3 separate regions of the Homo sapiens genome follow, and regions 1 and 2 are each linked to region 3. A link is a contact called in ENCODE Hi-C or POLR2A ChIA-PET data. All regions are on one chromosome and are shown on one strand. The core of a region is the stretch at or near the end of the contact, and the rest is flanking DNA. Distances in the headings are between cores, read along the strand shown.

Region 1 (3,415 bases), core at 828-3,327, 2.7 Mb after region 3:
CAGGGGTCTCAGGATGAATTACACAATCTCCAGTCAGGGGAGACTGGGCTCCCAGGGCTTTTGGAGGATGAGTAGTCGTGCAGACAGGCCTTGGATGGGGTAAAGGGTCAGGGGAACCCCAGGAAAGTTGAAGGGACAAGTCAGATATGCCATTATGTGGGTCATGAGGTGGTGAGACTTCTCTCCCTTCAGGGCCGGCGGCTGAAGGAGCAGCAGGAGGTAGCAGCAGCTGTAATCCAGCGCTGTTACCGGAAGTACAAGCAGGTGAGACCCTTCTCCCTCAAAAGTGTAACCAGCAACCCACCAACCCACACCCACGCCTAACCATTCCAGAATGTTGCCAGAGCCCTAACTCCCCTTCTCTCTCCACAAGCTGACCTGGATTGCACTTAAGGTATTAGGCATGAGCTCTGAGTGTGAGGTCTGTGATGATTCAGTCTTTCCTTGAGTGTGTGGGTTACAGAGAGTCTTGCATCAGCCTAACTTGGGTGAGCCTCAGGGCTTTGGGTCTCCGTCCCTCTATTTCAGCCCCTGTCCCTCCTCCCCACCCCTGCAGTTTGCACTCTATAAGAAGATGACCCAGGCGGCCATCCTGATCCAGAGCAAGTTCCGAAGCTACTATGAACAGAAGCGATTTCAGCAGAGCCGCCGAGCGGCTGTGCTCATCCAGCAGCACTACCGCTCCTACCGCCGCAGGCCCGGCCCTCCCCACCGGACTTCGGCCACCCTGCCTGCCCGCAACAAGTAGGGCCCAGCCCCAGCCCTCTGTGCCCACCCACTGCATCCACGCCATTCCCCCTTACTCATCCTCTTGATCATCATGCCTCACTGCCATTCCCTGCCTAGGGTTCCTGGGGGGGCCGAAGGCATGCGATGCCTTCTGTGAGGTCCATCTTTTGTTTCTTTCACCAGAGGCTCCTTTCTCACCAAGAAGCAGGACCAGGCAGCCCGGAAGATCATGAGATTCCTGCGGCGCTGCCGACACAGGTACTCATCCCTTCTCCCCCTGGGCTTTTGCGTTGCCACCCGTCGTGATCCGCCAGTCTCCTCTGACTCCTATCTTTCTCTCTGCAGGATGAGGGAACTGAAGCAGAACCAGGAGCTGGAAGGGCTTCCCCAGCCGGGACTGGCCACATGACCTGGCCACCGCCTTTCTCACCACCCTGGGGGCGCCTCGTGCAGTCTTAACAGGGAGAGGGCTTTCTGGGGCAGGGGGAGCCCCTGTCGGCAGCTTTCCTGTTCACCTTTGTTGGAGCCCTCTGTAGGCCTCCTCCCTCCTCCCCACGCCTTGCTCCCACACCCCTCTCCTCGTCCCTCCTGGTCGTGCCCCGTCTCTTTTGGTCCTGGCTCCAGAAAACCCGCGCCCCACATACCTGCATCTTCCGCTGTGACCTCCGGAGCCCTGCCTGCCCCTGCTCCCCAGCTCCTCCTGCCTGCACCCGACTCGGCCCCCTCCTGACTTGCCTTATTTATTTGTTCGACGCGTCTCTGAATGTATCCGCCTCGGTTCCCACCACTGCCTTCGCTGCGCACGCCCCTCGTGTTTCAGGGCTGACCGTGTCCCCACCCGACTCCGCATGTTTGCGTCTGTTTCCTCCCTCTCTGGCCCTGTCTTACCCCATCACCCGACTCTGGCCACTGACCTCAGGGCCGAAGGGGAGGTGGTGTACATAGGAACGCGTTGCGGAGTCCGCCCCGTCCCCCGAGGGGAGGGGTCTTGTACATACTGTAACATACAGAGTATAGTGAAGAATCTATTTAAGGCGCCGCGGGGAGGGCTGCACGGCCGGGCTTGTGGTTCTCTAGCGCGGCGGGGGCCTCCTGCCGGCTCCACGGGCACTTTCTACTTGTGCATGGGCTTGGTTTATACGAATTGCCATTAAACATCGCTGCACCAGCCAGCCTCCGGCCTCTGTCTGCGGGGGCGGGGCGGGGCCTAGGCCAGCTGGAGGCCGCCATGCACCGCGGGCCTGGGATCTGCGCCCAGGCCAGGCGGGCCCAGGGTTTTCCGCCTCCGACGTGTTTCCGGCCTTAAAGGCATTCCGCCCTTCCCTTTAAGACGCACCGCCCCCTCTCAGTCACTCCCAAGATGGCGGACCTACTGGGCTCCATCCTGAGCTCCATGGAGAAGCCACCCAGCCTCGGTGACCAGGAGACTCGGCGCAAGGCCCGAGGTGAGGATCCCAAATTCACAACCGCCTTCCTTCGCCCGGTTCTCGGGACCATACTTCTCCCTCTTTGGACGATGCCGCCTCCTCAACCTTGAAAGACCCCTCACAGGCCCCTTCCGAGACCCTCAGAGTCCCTAAAAGGGCTGCTGACACGCCCGCTGTTCTTAGCGGACAGTGATTGGCTACCTGAAAGATAGCGCCAGCCTCCTGCCTCTTCTCCCGACCCTGGCCTTCCGCAGTCCTTGTTTCCCATTAGCCGGCCGTCCCGCCTGTCCGCTGCTGACCTGGTCTGATTGGTAGGGTGCCTCCAACCTGCCGCATTCCTGCCCCGCTCACCTCTAGCTCTATTTCGATTGGATTTAGGACACGCCATCTACTGTGCCTTCATCTCTATTGGCTATCTCAACTTAAAGCTCTGCCTCCTCAGGCCTGTTCGACCTTCCTTCGAAACCACCCCAGCCTGCGAATTCCCATTGGTTGCAGGGTCCTCTGTGTGTTCTTGCCCCTCCTGCTTAATTTAACCCAGTCCCTTCTGCCTCCCTCCGACAACCTTTTTCCCATCCGTAGCCTTAAATTCCCGAGCTGCCCGGGCGGATCGTAGTGTTGATTGGAGGGATGAGAATACCCGCCGGGTCCGATTGGCCACTGTCTCCGCCTGCGTTCTCGGAGTAGCTTCCCTGCGGGTGGGCTGGAGTTCGGCGGCCGGCGTAGGGCGCGGCCCTGCAGGGCGGTGGGAGCCTCCCCGGGGCTGCTCGTGTTGCAGCTTGGGATGATACTGGCGGAACGCAGGACCCCAACTCCCAAACCTGCGGACCTTGACCACGGACGAGCCCTGTCCCAGCTCCCCACGTGCCCCAGGGGGACCAGAGCAGGCAGGACGCCTTCCAAGTATTCAAGGGCCGCTGGTTGCCTACGCTTCGTCCCCTTGTTTCTTGAACAACCGTTAGGGACCAGGGGTACCCCTCAGGGAGGCCACAGTCCGGGGCTGGGGCGCTCATTGATGCAGTGATCACACGTAAGTTTAATAACCAACTTGATAAGTGCTCTGAGAGAAAAATAACTGTGAGAGCGGCCACCTGAGGTTCTCCCCCAATCTGCAGTGAGCCGAGATCAGAACAGGTAATTCCGTAAATGAGAGAGAGAAGCAAAGCGTTACAGGCAGAAGAGTCTATTTGAAATCTCTGAGAAAGGAGGAAGCATGATGGGAATGGGGAACTGGAATTCTCTAATGCTCCGATGACTGT
Region 2 (3,611 bases), core at 808-3,307, 2.1 Mb after region 3:
TGACCTGACCTAATTTATGCTTTAAGTGGATAATTCTGGCTTCTAGACTGAGAGTAGACAGTAAAGGGGAAGCATCAGCATGGGTGGAGAACATGTGGAAGGCTAGCACAGTGATCCCAGTAAGAGACGACTGAAGGCTGGACCAGCAGCCCCAGTGGGCGTGGTGGGAAGGGTCAGGTTTCTGATCTATTTAACAGGTTGAGTGGATCTCCAGCGGCCAGTGATTTAATGAATTATGCCTGTGAAGTGAAACCTCCGAGAAAACCCCACAGTCTTGTTTGTTTGGGGTTTGGAGAGCTTCCAGGTTAGTGAAGCAGGGAGGGGCAGGGAGAGTAGGGTGCCCGGGAGGGCAAGGAAGCGCTGTGCCCCTCCCCCACCCACACCTTGACCTCGGCATCTCTTCCGTTGGGCTATTCCTGAGTCGTATCCTCCATCATGAACCGATAATAATAAATAAAGTGCTTTTCTCAGTCCTGTGAGTCATTTCAGCAAATTATTGAACCTGCCGGGGACTGTGGGAACCCTTGAATTTGTCACCAAGTCAGACAGAGATGCCAGTGGTCTGGGCACCCCATTTGCAACTGGCATCTGATATGAGGCCAGCTCTTCACTGAAACCCTAAACCTGTGAGGTTTGATGCCAACTCCAGGCAGTCAGTGTCAGAATTGCACTGTAGGACACCAGTTGGTGTCTAGAGAGTTGGTGCCAGAACTGGCTGGTGTGAGGAGGAAAAAAAGCCCACACAGCCCTCCTCCAGGCCATTCCTCCCGCTACATGGAGTCTCACGGTCCTTCACGGAGTGCTCAGAGCCTCCCGATCATCCCACTTTTAGCACAGCACTTTTCCACTTCTGGTCAATCTGATATTAGAATGTCCTACAATGTGCTTATTAGCCATTTTTTAAAACTAACATTTATAAAATTTATTTAGGCCAGGCACGGAGGCTCACACCTGTAATCCCAACATTTCGGGAGGCCGAAGTGGGCGGATCACCTCGGATCAGACTGGCTAACATGGTGAAACCCCATCTCTACTAAAAATACAAAACAATTAGCCAGGCGTGGTGGTGAGTGACTGTAATCCCAACTGCCCAGGAAGCTGGGCTGATGCAGGAGAATCGCTGGAACCCAGGAGGTGGAGGGAGCTTGCAGTGAGCCGAGATCTTGCCACTGCACTCCAGCCTGGGAAAGAGAGAGAGACTCTAAGACCTTTTGCTGAATTGAAGCCTCTTGGTAAACCTATGATGTCCCATTTAATAGATGGGCAAACTGAGGCTCAAAGAAATAAATCAGGCACATAAGGAGTCCTTGTCCAAGCAAGCCGTGGGTTGAAGCCTGGGCTCTGCCAGTCCAAGTGAAACCAAAGCATCTCCAGAAATTCCTGGTGGTGTGTTACATCAGCAAATGAGTAGGCAATGTCATTCCTCAACCTGAAGTCATTGGCATCTTGCAGATTCCACGAAAGAGGAAGTCTGCCCCTGGCTCCCCGAGGCCTGCTTGCAGGAATGAGGAAGGGGCTGTTCTGCTTTCAGGTGGAAATGTTCACCAGCTAAGTGCTGGGCTGCCCAGAAGGCAAACAGCCCCCTGGGCCTGGGACACATGCTTTAGTGCCCCTGGTAGCATGGCAGGACATGCAGTGCAACTCAAGAAGCTCCCAAAACCATGAGAGGCTGGGAAAAATGCTCCCTGGCCCAGTTCTAATGTTTCCCAATAAGGAGCTGCCCGGGCAGACACAGGGGGCCCCACCCATCCTGAGAGGCTGGGCCTGGGCTGCAGACACAACTGCTCGGAGAGTCTGCATCCTGGCTCTGCAGACAGGCTCTAGATGATGGGCTGGCGGAGTGCCCATGTGGAGGTGCACACACCGTGTTTAGTATGGGCCTGTACCTGCTGCAGCGTCAGCTGGTCTGGGCCTGTGCTCCTGGTCCGCCTATAGATGCCATGTGGCCCATCTGAATCTGTGACTCTGAGTCTGGCCTACCCAGGCCTGGTTTGATCCTACCCCCTGGCCACGCCCCTTGTGGGTTTCCTCTGGGTGACGTTTCCTTCCTGCTCTTGTTGACTAGGCGCTGTTCTTGCTGGCTGGTGCCCCAGGGCCTGGAGAGGTCTGAAGAAACCTGGGAGCCAGCAGCCCGGGGCTCCACTCTGGGTTCTGAAAGCCCATTCCCTGCTCTGCGGCTCCTCCCACCCCACCTCTTCTCAGCCTTGCAGCTCAAGGGTTGATCTCAGGAGTCCAGGACCCAGGAGAGGGAAGAATCTGAGGAACACAGAACAGTGAGCGTTGCCCACACCCCATCTCCCGTCACCACATCTCCCCTCACCCTCACCCTCCCTGCCTGGCCCTGGACCCCATCCCAGGACCTCCCTATCAGCTGACTTCTTCCAGTGTCTTGCAGGCCCCTCTGGGCTCCTCCCTCCCCTGGCTTTTCCTACCACTCCCCCTCTATCGGCGTCTATCTGTAGGTGCCCTGGGATTTATAAAACTGGGTTCCGAATGCTGAATAAGAGACGGTAAGAGCCAAGGCAAAGGACAGCACTGTTCTCTGCCTGCCTGATACCCTCACCACCTGGGAACATCCCCCAGACACCCTCTTAACTCCGGGACAGAGATGGCTGGCGGAGCCTGGGGCCGCCTGGCCTGTTACTTGGAGTTCCTGAAGAAGGAGGAGCTGAAGGAGTTCCAGCTTCTGCTCGCCAATAAAGCGCACTCCAGGAGCTCTTCGGGTGAGACACCCGCTCAGCCAGAGAAGACGAGTGGCATGGAGGTGGCCTCGTACCTGGTGGCTCAGTATGGGGAGCAGCGGGCCTGGGACCTAGCCCTCCATACCTGGGAGCAGATGGGGCTGAGGTCACTGTGCGCCCAAGCCCAGGAAGGGGCAGGTGAGTGGACAGAGGACCCCACTGCCCGCGGGACATCCCCTGGCCCTCATGCCTGCCCTGCCCTCTTGGGACCCCACCACTGAGCCCTCCCTGCCAGGCCTTCCTCTGAGCAGTGACATGGAACTGCCCTCTCAAAGGGGGATCCAGGCCCCAGACTATGCTGGAGCCAGGAGGCTTGCTGGGGGGGCCCTTGCTGCACCTCAGAGCCCCACACCCTCTTCTATTCAAGTGCATTCCCGGTACTCGCCTGGCATTGTAGTTATGAGCACGGACTTGGGAGTCAGGCACTATCACCAGTCCTGGCACTATCACCCTGGGCCAATCACTTCACTGCTCTCTGCCTATTTCTCTGTCTGCAAAATGGGAGAGTGAGAGCCCGCCTCCCTGGGCTGTGTGAGGGTTAAAAGAGATCATCCAGGTTAAACATTTAGCACAGAGTCTGATATACAGTAAGTGCTCAATAAATAAGATCTCCCATTGCTGTTGTTGCTGCTGCTGCTGCTGCTGTTATTATTACTATTAGCCACCCTGGGTTGCAGATGCCGTTGGCCCAATAAAGCACAGCTGAGGCTCAGTAGGAGTAGTGATTTACACAGGGAGATAGTCAGGACCAAGACAGATATGCAAATTTCCTGATCCTAGATGAGGATTTTTTGCCTAGCAGTATCTATAAGAACATCATTCTTCAGACAAGCCTCTAGAGGAAGTTGTAGAGGGCTGCAGCGGGTTCAC
Region 3 (3,552 bases), core at 204-2,703:
AAGTTCTTGCTCCTCGATTCGAGGACTCAACTCACTAGGGGAACCAAACTCTGTTTCCAGGGGAGTGGAGAGAGAAACTGGGTCCCCCTCCCGTAGCTCCTGGGACACAGCTGAGCCAGCCACAGGATCTGGGGACAACCGGGGCGGATCCCCCCTTTCGGGAGGCGGTGGCATCAGTTCAGAGTCCGCATTTTTATTCATCGGGGAAGCGTGGGGAGAAGGATGGGCTGGAGCTGGGTCCTGGTCTGAAGGACAGCAGTCCGGAGCTAACGGTTGAGTCTCCAAAGTCTTCATACTGCAGAGGAAGCACAGCGGAGATTAGCCTCAGCCAGGATGGCTTCGAAGTTCTCAGGGATCCGACGCAGAGCTAAAGAAACCCACCTGTGCTTCCCTCCTCTTCTGGGAGTAGGCAGAAGACTCCCGGGAGGAGAGGCGAACAGCGGACGCCAATTCTTTTGAAAGCACTGTGTTCCTTAGCACCGCGGGTCGCTACGGGCCTCTTGCTGTCGCGGGATTTCGGTCCACCTTCCGATTGGGCCGCCGCATCCCGGATCAGATTTCGCGGGCGACCCACGGAACCCGCGGAGCCGGGACGTGAAAGGTTAGAAGGTTTCCCGTTCCCATCAAGCCCTAGGGCTCCTCGTGGCTGCTGGGAGTTGTAGTCTGAACGCTTCTATCTTGGCGAGAAGCGCCTACGCTCCCCCTACCGAGTCCCGCGGTAATTCTTAAAGCACCTGCACCGCCCCCCCGCCGCCTGCAGAGGGCGCAGCAGGTCTTGCACCTCTTCTGCATCTCATTCTCCAGGCTTCAGACCTGTCTCCCTCATTCAAAAAATATTTATTATCGAGCTCTTACTTGCTACCCAGCACTGATATAGGCACTCAGGAATACAACAATGAATAAGATAGTAGAAAAATTCTATATCCTCATAAGGCTTACGTTTCCATGTACTGAAAGCAATGAACAAATAAATCTTATCAGAGTGATAAGGGTTGTGAAGGAGATTAAATAAGATGGTGTGATATAAAGTATCTGGGAGAAAACGTTAGGGTGTGATATTACGGAAAGCCTTCCTAAAAAATGACATTTTAACTGATGAGAAGAAAGGATCCAGCTGAGAGCAAACGCAAAAGCTTTCTTCCTTCCACCCTTCATATTTGACACAATGCAGGATTCCTCCAAAATGATTTCCACCAATTCTGCCCTCACAGCTCTGGCTTGCAGAATTTTCCACCCCAAAATGTTAGTATCTACGGCACCAGGTCGGCGAGAATCCTGACTCTGCACCCTCCTCCCCAACTCCATTTCCTTTGCTTCCTCCGGCAGGCGGATTACTTGCCCTTACTTGTCATGGCGACTGTCCAGCTTTGTGCCAGGAGCCTCGCAGGGGTTGATGGGATTGGGGTTTTCCCCTCCCATGTGCTCAAGACTGGCGCTAAAAGTTTTGAGCTTCTCAAAAGTCTAGAGCCACCGTCCAGGGAGCAGGTAGCTGCTGGGCTCCGGGGACACTTTGCGTTCGGGCTGGGAGCGTGCTTTCCACGACGGTGACACGCTTCCCTGGATTGGGTAAGCTCCTGACTGAACTTGATGAGTCCTCTCTGAGTCACGGGCTCTCGGCTCCGTGTATTTTCAGCTCGGGAAAATCGCTGGGGCTGGGGGTGGGGCAGTGGGGACTTAGCGAGTTTGGGGGTGAGTGGGATGGAAGCTTGGCTAGAGGGATCATCATAGGAGTTGCATTGTTGGGAGACCTGGGTGTAGATGATGGGGATGTTAGGACCATCCGAACTCAAAGTTGAACGCCTAGGCAGAGGAGTGGAGCTTTGGGGAACCTTGAGCCGGCCTAAAGCGTACTTCTTTGCACATCCACCCGGTGCTGGGCGTAGGGAATCCCTGAAATAAAAGATGCACAAAGCATTGAGGTCTGAGACTTTTGGATCTCGAAACATTGAGAACTCATAGCTGTATATTTTAGAGCCCATGGCATCCTAGTGAAAACTGGGGCTCCATTCCGAAATGATCATTTGGGGGTGATCCGGGGAGCCCAAGCTGCTAAGGTCCCACAACTTCCGGACCTTTGTCCTTCCTGGAGCGATCTTTCCAGGCAGCCCCCGGCTCCGCTAGATGGAGAAAATCCAATTGAAGGCTGTCAGTCGTGGAAGTGAGAAGTGCTAAACCAGGGGTTTGCCCGCCAGGCCGAGGAGGACCGTCGCAATCTGAGAGGCCCGGCAGCCCTGTTATTGTTTGGCTCCACATTTACATTTCTGCCTCTTGCAGCAGCATTTCCGGTTTCTTTTTGCCGGAGCAGCTCACTATTCACCCGATGAGAGGGGAGGAGAGAGAGAGAAAATGTCCTTTAGGCCGGTTCCTCTTACTTGGCAGAGGGAGGCTGCTATTCTCCGCCTGCATTTCTTTTTCTGGATTACTTAGTTATGGCCTTTGCAAAGGCAGGGGTATTTGTTTTGATGCAAACCTCAATCCCTCCCCTTCTTTGAATGGTGTGCCCCACCCCGCGGGTCGCCTGCAACCTAGGCGGACGCTACCATGGCGTGAGACAGGGAGGGAAAGAAGTGTGCAGAAGGCAAGCCCGGAGGTATTTTCAAGAATGAGTATATCTCATCTTCCCGGAGGAAAAAAAAAAAGAATGGGTACGTCTGAGAATCAAATTTTGAAAGAGTGCAATGATGGGTCGTTTGATAATTTGTCGGAAAAACAATCTACCTGTTATCTAGCTTTGGGCTAGGCCATTCCAGTTCCAGACGCAGGCTGAACGTCGTGAAGCGGAAGGGGCGGGCCCGCAGGCGTCCGTGTGGTCCTCCGTGCAGCCCTCCGGCCCGAGCCGGTTCTTCCTGGTAGGAGGCGGAACTCGAATTCATTTCTCCCGCTGCCCCATCTCTTAGCTCGCGGTTGTTTCATTCCGCAGTTTCTTCCCATGCACCTGCCGCGTACCGGCCACTTTGTGCCGTACTTACGTCATCTTTTTCCTAAATCGAGGTGGCATTTACACACAGCGCCAGTGCACACAGCAAGTGCACAGGAAGATGAGTTTTGGCCCCTAACCGCTCCGTGATGCCTACCAAGTCACAGACCCTTTTCATCGTCCCAGAAACGTTTCATCACGTCTCTTCCCAGTCGATTCCCGACCCCACCTTTATTTTGATCTCCATAACCATTTTGCCTGTTGGAGAACTTCATATAGAATGGAATCAGGCTGGGCGCTGTGGCTCACGCCTGCACTTTGGGAGGCCGAGGCGGGCGGATTACTTGAGGATAGGAGTTCCAGACCAGCGTGGCCAACGTGGTGAATCCCCGTCTCTACTAAAAAATACAAAAATTAGCTGGGCGTGGTGGGTGCCTGTAATCCCAGCTATTCGGGAGGGTGAGGCAGGAGAATCGCTTGAACCCGGGAGGCAGAGGTTGCAGTGAGCCAAGATCGTGCCACTACACTCCAGCCTGGGCGACAAGAACGAAACTCCGTCTCAAAAAAAAGGGGGGAATCATACATTATGTGCTCATTTTTGTCGGGCTTCTGTCCTTCAATGTACTGTCTGACAT

What was found. A loop is a pair of places that touch in the nucleus more often than their neighbours do. ChIA-PET counts read pairs that join two places held with the same protein, here RNA polymerase II (POLR2A). Pooled maps may share reads with other maps.
Region 1: a loop to region 3 is called in a pooled map, with 9 times the contacts of the local background. The contact joins the promoter of SPAG7 here to the promoter of TP53 in region 3. A Hi-C loop is called at or near these places in 2 of 50 pooled maps. POLR2A ChIA-PET finds 5 or more read pairs at or near these places in 2 of 52 experiments (CD4-positive, alpha-beta memory T cell and MCF 10A).
Region 2: a pooled map shows a loop between it and region 3 (5-fold over the local background). The contact joins the promoter of NLRP1 here to the promoter of TP53 in region 3. A Hi-C loop is called at or near these places in 1 of 50 pooled maps. POLR2A ChIA-PET finds 5 or more read pairs at or near these places in 2 of 52 experiments (T-cell and activated T-cell).

The regions. Positions count from the first base shown.
Region 1 is chr17:4,966,479-4,969,893 of GRCh38, reverse strand. It overlaps SPAG7 (sperm associated antigen 7), which reads left to right and starts at 2,077. Exons shown (of 7, transcript NM_004890.3): 1 at 2,077-2,174. The coding sequence starts at 2,090. CAMTA2 (calmodulin binding transcription activator 2) reads left to right here. Exons shown (of 23, transcript NM_015099.4): 19 at 193-264; 20 at 374-394; 21 at 557-744; 22 at 913-987; 23 at 1,075-1,897. The coding sequence ends at 1,138. It overlaps LOC124900387 (a long non-coding RNA gene), which reads left to right and starts at 2,181. Exons shown (of 2, transcript XR_007065587.1): 1 at 2,181-3,415. MIR6864 (microRNA 6864) reads left to right here and starts at 123; the gene lies at 123-192. RefSeq lists enhancers at 323-999, 1-1,032, 1,000-1,677, 1,678-2,354, 1,942-2,441 and 1 more and a silencer at 1,852-1,931.
Region 2 is chr17:5,582,955-5,586,565 of GRCh38, reverse strand. NLRP1 (NLR family pyrin domain containing 1) reads left to right here and starts at 2,057. Exons shown (of 17, transcript NM_033004.4): 1 at 2,057-2,879. The coding sequence starts at 2,609. RefSeq lists enhancers at 1,669-1,968, 1,989-2,248, 1,520-2,719.
Region 3 is chr17:7,685,391-7,688,942 of GRCh38, reverse strand. It overlaps TP53 (tumor protein p53), which reads left to right and starts at 1,453. Exons shown (of 11, transcript NM_000546.6): 1 at 1,453-1,566. WRAP53 (WD repeat containing antisense to TP53) reads right to left here and starts at 466. Exons shown (of 11, transcript NM_001143992.2): 1 at 382-466; 2 at 1-295. The coding sequence starts at 294. RefSeq lists enhancers at 515-564, 1,363-2,562, 2,523-2,572, 2,036-2,583, 2,603-2,732 and a silencer at 3,033-3,092.